2 separate regions of the Homo sapiens genome follow, and region 2 is linked to region 1. Evidence: read pairs that join two places in POLR2A ChIA-PET (ENCODE). Cell type or tissue: OCI-LY7. All regions are shown on one strand. Each heading gives the region's core, and the rest is flanking DNA. Links, peaks and the distances in the headings are about the cores only.

The links. Peaks named below come from ENCODE experiments on the same cell type or tissue, not always from the same donor. Only the 100,000 strongest peaks of a DNase experiment are listed, where the experiment ranks them.
Region 2: POLR2A ChIA-PET joins it to region 1 with 12 read pairs; 5 of 35 experiments call an interaction of 5 or more read pairs at or near these places.

What each region holds. Positions count from the first base shown.
Region 1 is chr5:88,674,531-88,677,448 of GRCh38, forward strand. The region is part of intron 1 of MIR9-2HG (MIR9-2 host gene); the gene reads right to left. It overlaps MEF2C-AS2 (MEF2C antisense RNA 2), which reads left to right and starts at 1,688. Exons shown (of 4, transcript NR_146284.1): 1 at 1,688-1,733. RefSeq lists enhancers at 660-759, 1,197-1,762. In OCI-LY7, for the core only: no CTCF peak of the experiment used is centred there; DNase peaks (open chromatin) are centred at 451, 831 and 1,431; H3K4me3 peaks cover 2,500 bases; H3K27ac peaks cover 2,158 bases.
Region 2 is chr5:88,225,675-88,228,592 of GRCh38, forward strand. It overlaps TMEM161B (transmembrane protein 161B), which reads right to left. Exons shown (of 12, transcript NM_153354.5): 3 at 2,771-2,854; 4 at 95-192. Among named protein-coding and RNA genes, the nearest start is that of TMEM161B, 42 kb to the right of the region's middle. In OCI-LY7, for the core only: no CTCF peak of the experiment used is centred there; no DNase peak of the experiment used is centred there.

The sequences.
Region 1 (2,918 bases), core at 179-2,678:
ACAGCCGCTGGCGCTCAGCCCCGCCGGCGGCCCCTAGCTTTCCCGCCAAGTGCAGCCGGAGGACAGACAGCCATGCGTGTCCTTGGCGGGAGAGCCCCCACCCGCCGCGCGCGCCCGACCCCCGCGCACACGCACACACTCCCCTCGCAGGCGTGGGGCCCAATGGCCACGAACATGTCAGGAAAACAAAGCTGGGGCTGCGAGGTGGAACGATGAAACGGCACACTTGGCGGCCGAGGGCAGAGCGGAGAAGTCGCCACCACAGCCACCGGCGCCCCTTTCTTGCCTGCTCGTAGATCTGCCCTCCGGCCCAGAAGAGGCCGAGGACCATTTCTTAGCTGCCCCAGAGGAGGGGGCGAGCAGAGGAGGGGGCGGATGTGCACAGGGAGGTGCCAGCGGTCCGGTGCGCGGGCACGCACACGCCGGCGCGCAGGGCTGCCGCGGGCGGAAGGAGGGGAATGACAAGGCCTCGGCCGCGTCTCGGAGAGGCACTACCTCCGCGCTGAGGCCGCTGAGTTTCAAGTGCAAAACACCAGGCCAAATCCGGCAAGGCGGCGGCTACAGAATGGCTCACACTTCAAGCCTCCTTCCTCAAACAATCCGATGGGAAGGACCTGGCTGTTCAGGGGAAGCCTTTGCTGGCCTCTCTTTTTACATGGGGTGAAGTCGAACCCCAATCTAGGAGCCCTGGCCTAGATGGCTCCGCAGATGAGTCCCAGACGTGGCCATGGAAAGACTGATCTCTCTCTGCTCAGAGCGCCTGCCTCGGTGCTCACTAGCGCAAGCACCTCCCAACACACATACATACATACACACACACACACAACACAGCACTCCCATCACATTAAAACGCGCGCTCATGATCCTGCCGTTAATGAAGCCGAGGCGCATAATGAGTGCACAGGTAAATAGGTACCGAAACCAGAAGACTTCACCAGTCGGCTGGGCGATTTACCTCTCCCTACAGGGAGCACTTGTAGTTATCGTGTTTTAGGAGTGATTTGCTGTTGTCTGTGGTCTCTCGCTCCTCTTCTTGTGGAGAGAAGCCAAAAAATATATATGTTCCGTGGTCAGAGTCTTCTTTCTGATAAGCTACCCGAGCATTGGTCTAAAACATCTGTTTTATCTGTTGATTTTGGTTTGTTGTTTTGGGGAGTGTTGCTTTTCTGAGGGAAGCAAAAGAACGTGTGTGTGGTGGGGCTGGAAGCTCAGGGCAAGAGTCTGCGTGTGCGGCCGGAAGGCTGGCGAGTCTGAGAGCCGCGCGGTGCAGAAAGAAGGCGGCGGCTTGTCCTCCCCCGGGGCCGGCACTGGTCCCTTGGCACCCCGGCCTGGGCTCGGCTACTGCCGCCGCCGCCCGCGCTCTCGGGCTCCGCCGGCTGCCGCTCCGTGTTTTCCCCCATCCCGGCTTCACGTTCAAGGTTTAGCTGCGAGGTCACGTCCATTGACGTCAGCTCCCTGTCTCCCTCTACGTCCGGCTACATTTACATACATCAAGGAAATTAGGGCATTAAAAAAATATGCAAATCCTGCGCGAAGAGGAGCGGGTGCATTCCTGGCGCGATCGCCTTTTATTGAAGCTTTTAATTAAAGGGGCCAGTTGGCGAGCCCCTGAAACAACCGCCAAAACCCCCCAAAAGAGAAAAATAAACGCTGTAGCCTTCGAGAACGGTTGTTTCGGCTCCTGTTCTGTGGGCGGCTGAGGACCGCCGGCTGCCCGGCTCGGAGAAGAACAGGTTAGAGGAGGCAGCTCCAGCCCATGCATAATCAGGGCTCCGCGGCGCCTCCATTCTTTCCTCCTCCTCCTCCTCCTCCTCCTCCTCCTCCTCCTCCTCCTCCTCCTCCTCCTCCTCCTCCTCCTCTTCCACCTCTCCTCCTCCTCCTCCTTCTCCTCCACCTCCTCCTCCTCTTCTTGCTCTCGCTCCTGTTGGTTCCAGCGTGTATTATTTTTAATACTGATGCATATGTAAAGGTATATTTGCATTTTTTAATTTGCGAGAATTTCAGATTTTGTCATTTTATTGGTTCCCTTTCCCTCTTTTTTTTTTTGGAGGATTTTTATTGTTGTTATTTTATTATGTCTATGTGTCTCTCTTGTCCCTTTCTGTCTTTTTTGGCGAGTGTCTGCTGCTGTCTCTTGCTAGATAATATACACAGTTACCTCCCTGCTTCTGTTTATTTAAGGTTACAAATATGCACATCTGTCATGTATGCAATGCCAGCTGTATAACCTCCTGGTTTGGTCATAAAGGAAAATACACATTTTTTTTTCTTTCTTGACATACCTTGATGGGCTGTAGTGCCCATCGCTCAAGGCTCAAAGTTTGATTGTCTAATTAACTTCATATTAGCAGAAACACAGTTCGGGGCCAGTGCTTTCGAGATAATGTATGTATAAGTGAAGTGATTCCAAAGATTTCTAAATAATTTTTGTGCTGATTGCCTGAGAGGTGCGGCATTCCCCGCCCTATTGCTTTCTAGCATTTCTTATTGAAAAAAATATATATATTTTAAAATGGGTAGACACAGCAATGGACAGCCTTCTGCAAGGAAGACATTTTCAACCATGTTGTATGTTGTACCTTATTGGCTGCATTCAAAATTTACTGAGTTTCATTTTTATCTTAATATGGCTGGAAACAAGGCACATTATCTTGACTGAAAAGCATCCTTGATTCCTGACTTTGAAATGAAAGCAAATACACAAATAAAACAATTGGCTATATTAAACCAGTTGATGTGGCTTAAAATATACAGGCCTTGAGTTAGATTTCAAGCAATGGTAATCTTGTTTATAGGATCGGATTCTCTTTCTTGGCAATATAGCTATGCAGCACGATGGCTTTTTTCCACCTTTTAATTCCCCCAAGCTATCATTTAAAAAAGACTCAATCTATAATTGCAAACCCTGAAAGAACAGC
Region 2 (2,918 bases), core at 305-2,804, 450 kb before region 1:
CTCTATAATGGACTTAATGATTAAAATGAAAGTACTTTCACTACTATAATATAAAACTGAGATTTATAGAACATTTTATCAAGATTTCCCTTACCTAAAGTATCCACTTCTGTAACTGACTTTGTTTCTAGATGAAGGTCAATATCCTTTGGAATGGTTAATGGCTTACTTTCAATGTGACCATTATATTTCCTATAAAAATCAGACAAGTGACACAAAAAACAAGTTACCTACACTGTTATCCAAGTGCTTGTTTCAAACTAATTACAGATGAAGTTTTAAATTTCACAGTGAAAAGGCAGAATTTCTAATATTTCATCAATAAGGAGGTAAAGTACTCAAAGGTAGTTTTTAAAGGGGTACTATAAAATCTGAATGTAAATTATCATGTGAATATACAGATTACCAGGGAAATAATTACCTAAATTAGTTACTGCAACAAAATCTTTTTTTTTCTAGCTTAGCATTTCACACCCATTTCTCCTACTCTCTTTTCTCTTTAGGCACAAGAGTAAATGCAAATGAAGACAAAGTGCACTTCTCCTTGAAGTGACGTGTATAAACACACACACACACATACATATAAACAGACCCGGAACCATATGCAAGTCAGAGTTGAAGAAAGATTTACGTGTATGAGAAATTCAGAAACATGAAAGACTAACTTGGAATAGTTTTTACTAAAAATCACAGATGAAGGAAAACAAATTCTTCCGGTGTATCTGTATGATTCCCAAATTTAATTTTTAAAGACAAACATATAGAAAGCAATAAACTAAGGTTTCAATTTATTACTTTATGTATTTCTTTAGACACACAGTTGCCCAGGCTGGACTCAAATTCCTGGGCTCAAACAATTTTCCTGCTTCAGCCTCTGAGTAGCTGGGACTACAGGTACACACCCCCATGGCCAGCTTCAACTAAGTTTTAATAATATTAATTTCAATACTGAAAAACAACTTTGCATTTATCCTTGAATAAAAAACTGGAAAGCCTCAGTAAAAAATAATTTCATGTTAATAAACCAAACAATAATTCTTGTTACTAGGAACAAGGCAGCAATGTTAATGTATCTTTTTGTAACTATAAGGCATGTTCAACCTATTAAAAATTACTGCAGAACAGAATTATTCATTACAAGGCATTATAATAAGGATTCAGGCCAGGTGCAATGGCTCGCACCTGTAATTCCAACACTTTGAGAGGCCAGGAAGATCGAGGCAGGAGGATTGCTTAATCTCAGGAGAGACCAGCCTGGGTAACACCGGGAGACCCTGTCTCTACAAATTTTTTTTTTTAAAAACTAGCTGGGTATGGTGTTGCATGCATCTGGTCCCAGCTACTCAGGAGGCTGAGGTGGGAAGATCATCTGGGCATGGTGTTGCATGCATCTGGTCTCAGCTACTCGTGAGGCTGAGGTGGGAAGATCATTTGAGCCTAAGGAGGTTGAAGCCACAGTGAGCCAGAATTGTGCCACTGCACTTCGGCCTGAGTGACAGAGTGAGACTCTTTCTACATAACTAAATTTTACAAATGTTGAACATAGTAGCTATAAATGGGTGGAAGGGGAATAGTTAAAAAGAAACAGAAACTAAAAACTAACCTAGATTCAAATCCTGGTTACCAGTACGTAACCTTACTAGTTATGTAAATTTGGGCAACTCATTTAACATCTCTGATCCTAGCTTCTCATTAGTAAAGTGTAAATTAAATTATTAGCTAACACGGTTGTTTTGTGGATTAAGTAGAACTGTGTATAAAAGTGCTCTGGAAACTATAATGTTAGGCAGGACTATTTTATTAAAGAACTTAACTACTGGAATAAAAAGAAGGAAGGTTTACTATTAATAGTCCAATGAGCTTCCAGGTATATTTGTAATGATAAGTGAAAAAGGATGGTAGTAAGATCAAAAAAGACAGTCTTTTCAAATTTCCAATTTGATGCCAAATAATCATTAATGTTTAATCATTTTTTAGCTTCTATAAATGTATTAGGCTAGGTTAGCATTTTTATGATATACATGAGAAATATGGTTATAATTTGTTGTCAATCAATCATTTCAGAGTCACAGGGGACCTAAGAAGTCCTCCTAGATCCCCAGTTGAGAAAACTACGGTCCATTCAGAGAGGTAATTAACATACACTTTCCCTAAGAATTCTATTTAAATAGAGATATAAAATCTTAAAGCTGGAAGGATTATTCAAAACATTGTTTTGTTTACTCTGTCCAAGTCACAGATGAGGCTTCTATGGTCTGTTCTGTGAGGTCAATTAGTAGGTAGTTCTCTTCATAAACTTTAAACATGAAAAGAACATTCAGGAGCTGATGGGACCTACACAGTTATATTGTCCCTCCCTTTTAATTATAAAATGAGGAAACTGAGGCCAAGAGCAGGTTAATTTCCCCAATGCCACAATACACAGTAGCAGCAAAAACTGGAAAATAACCCAAACCAACTGACGTCTTTAATTAGTTGTAGGATAAAGATATGGGTTATAAGTCTCTCCCCAGTCAACCCCCAATTACATTTTCTTTAGTATGATGGCTATATTGTTTTCATGATTTAAACAAAGAATAAAGTTCTTGAGTAAAATAATCACTATTTTGTGTGTATATATTACTACAGATTAGATTTTCATGGGTTTTGATCTCAAATTTATCAACTACTTACAACATAATTGGTACATGTTTCTTTAATCAAAGCATAAAAATGTATTTATATAAATTGTGTTAAATATTTATTACTTTACAAGCTCAATAAAACTTACCTATCTTTTTTGGTTTTCCCTTTTTGTTGTTTCCCTGCAAGAATTCTTAATTCTTCTTCTGTAGGATGTTGATACCACCTCAAACTAAGCAAAAAAAGAATTCTTTTAAATAAAGCGCTTAAAATCACCAGAATTATTCTTCATCCTA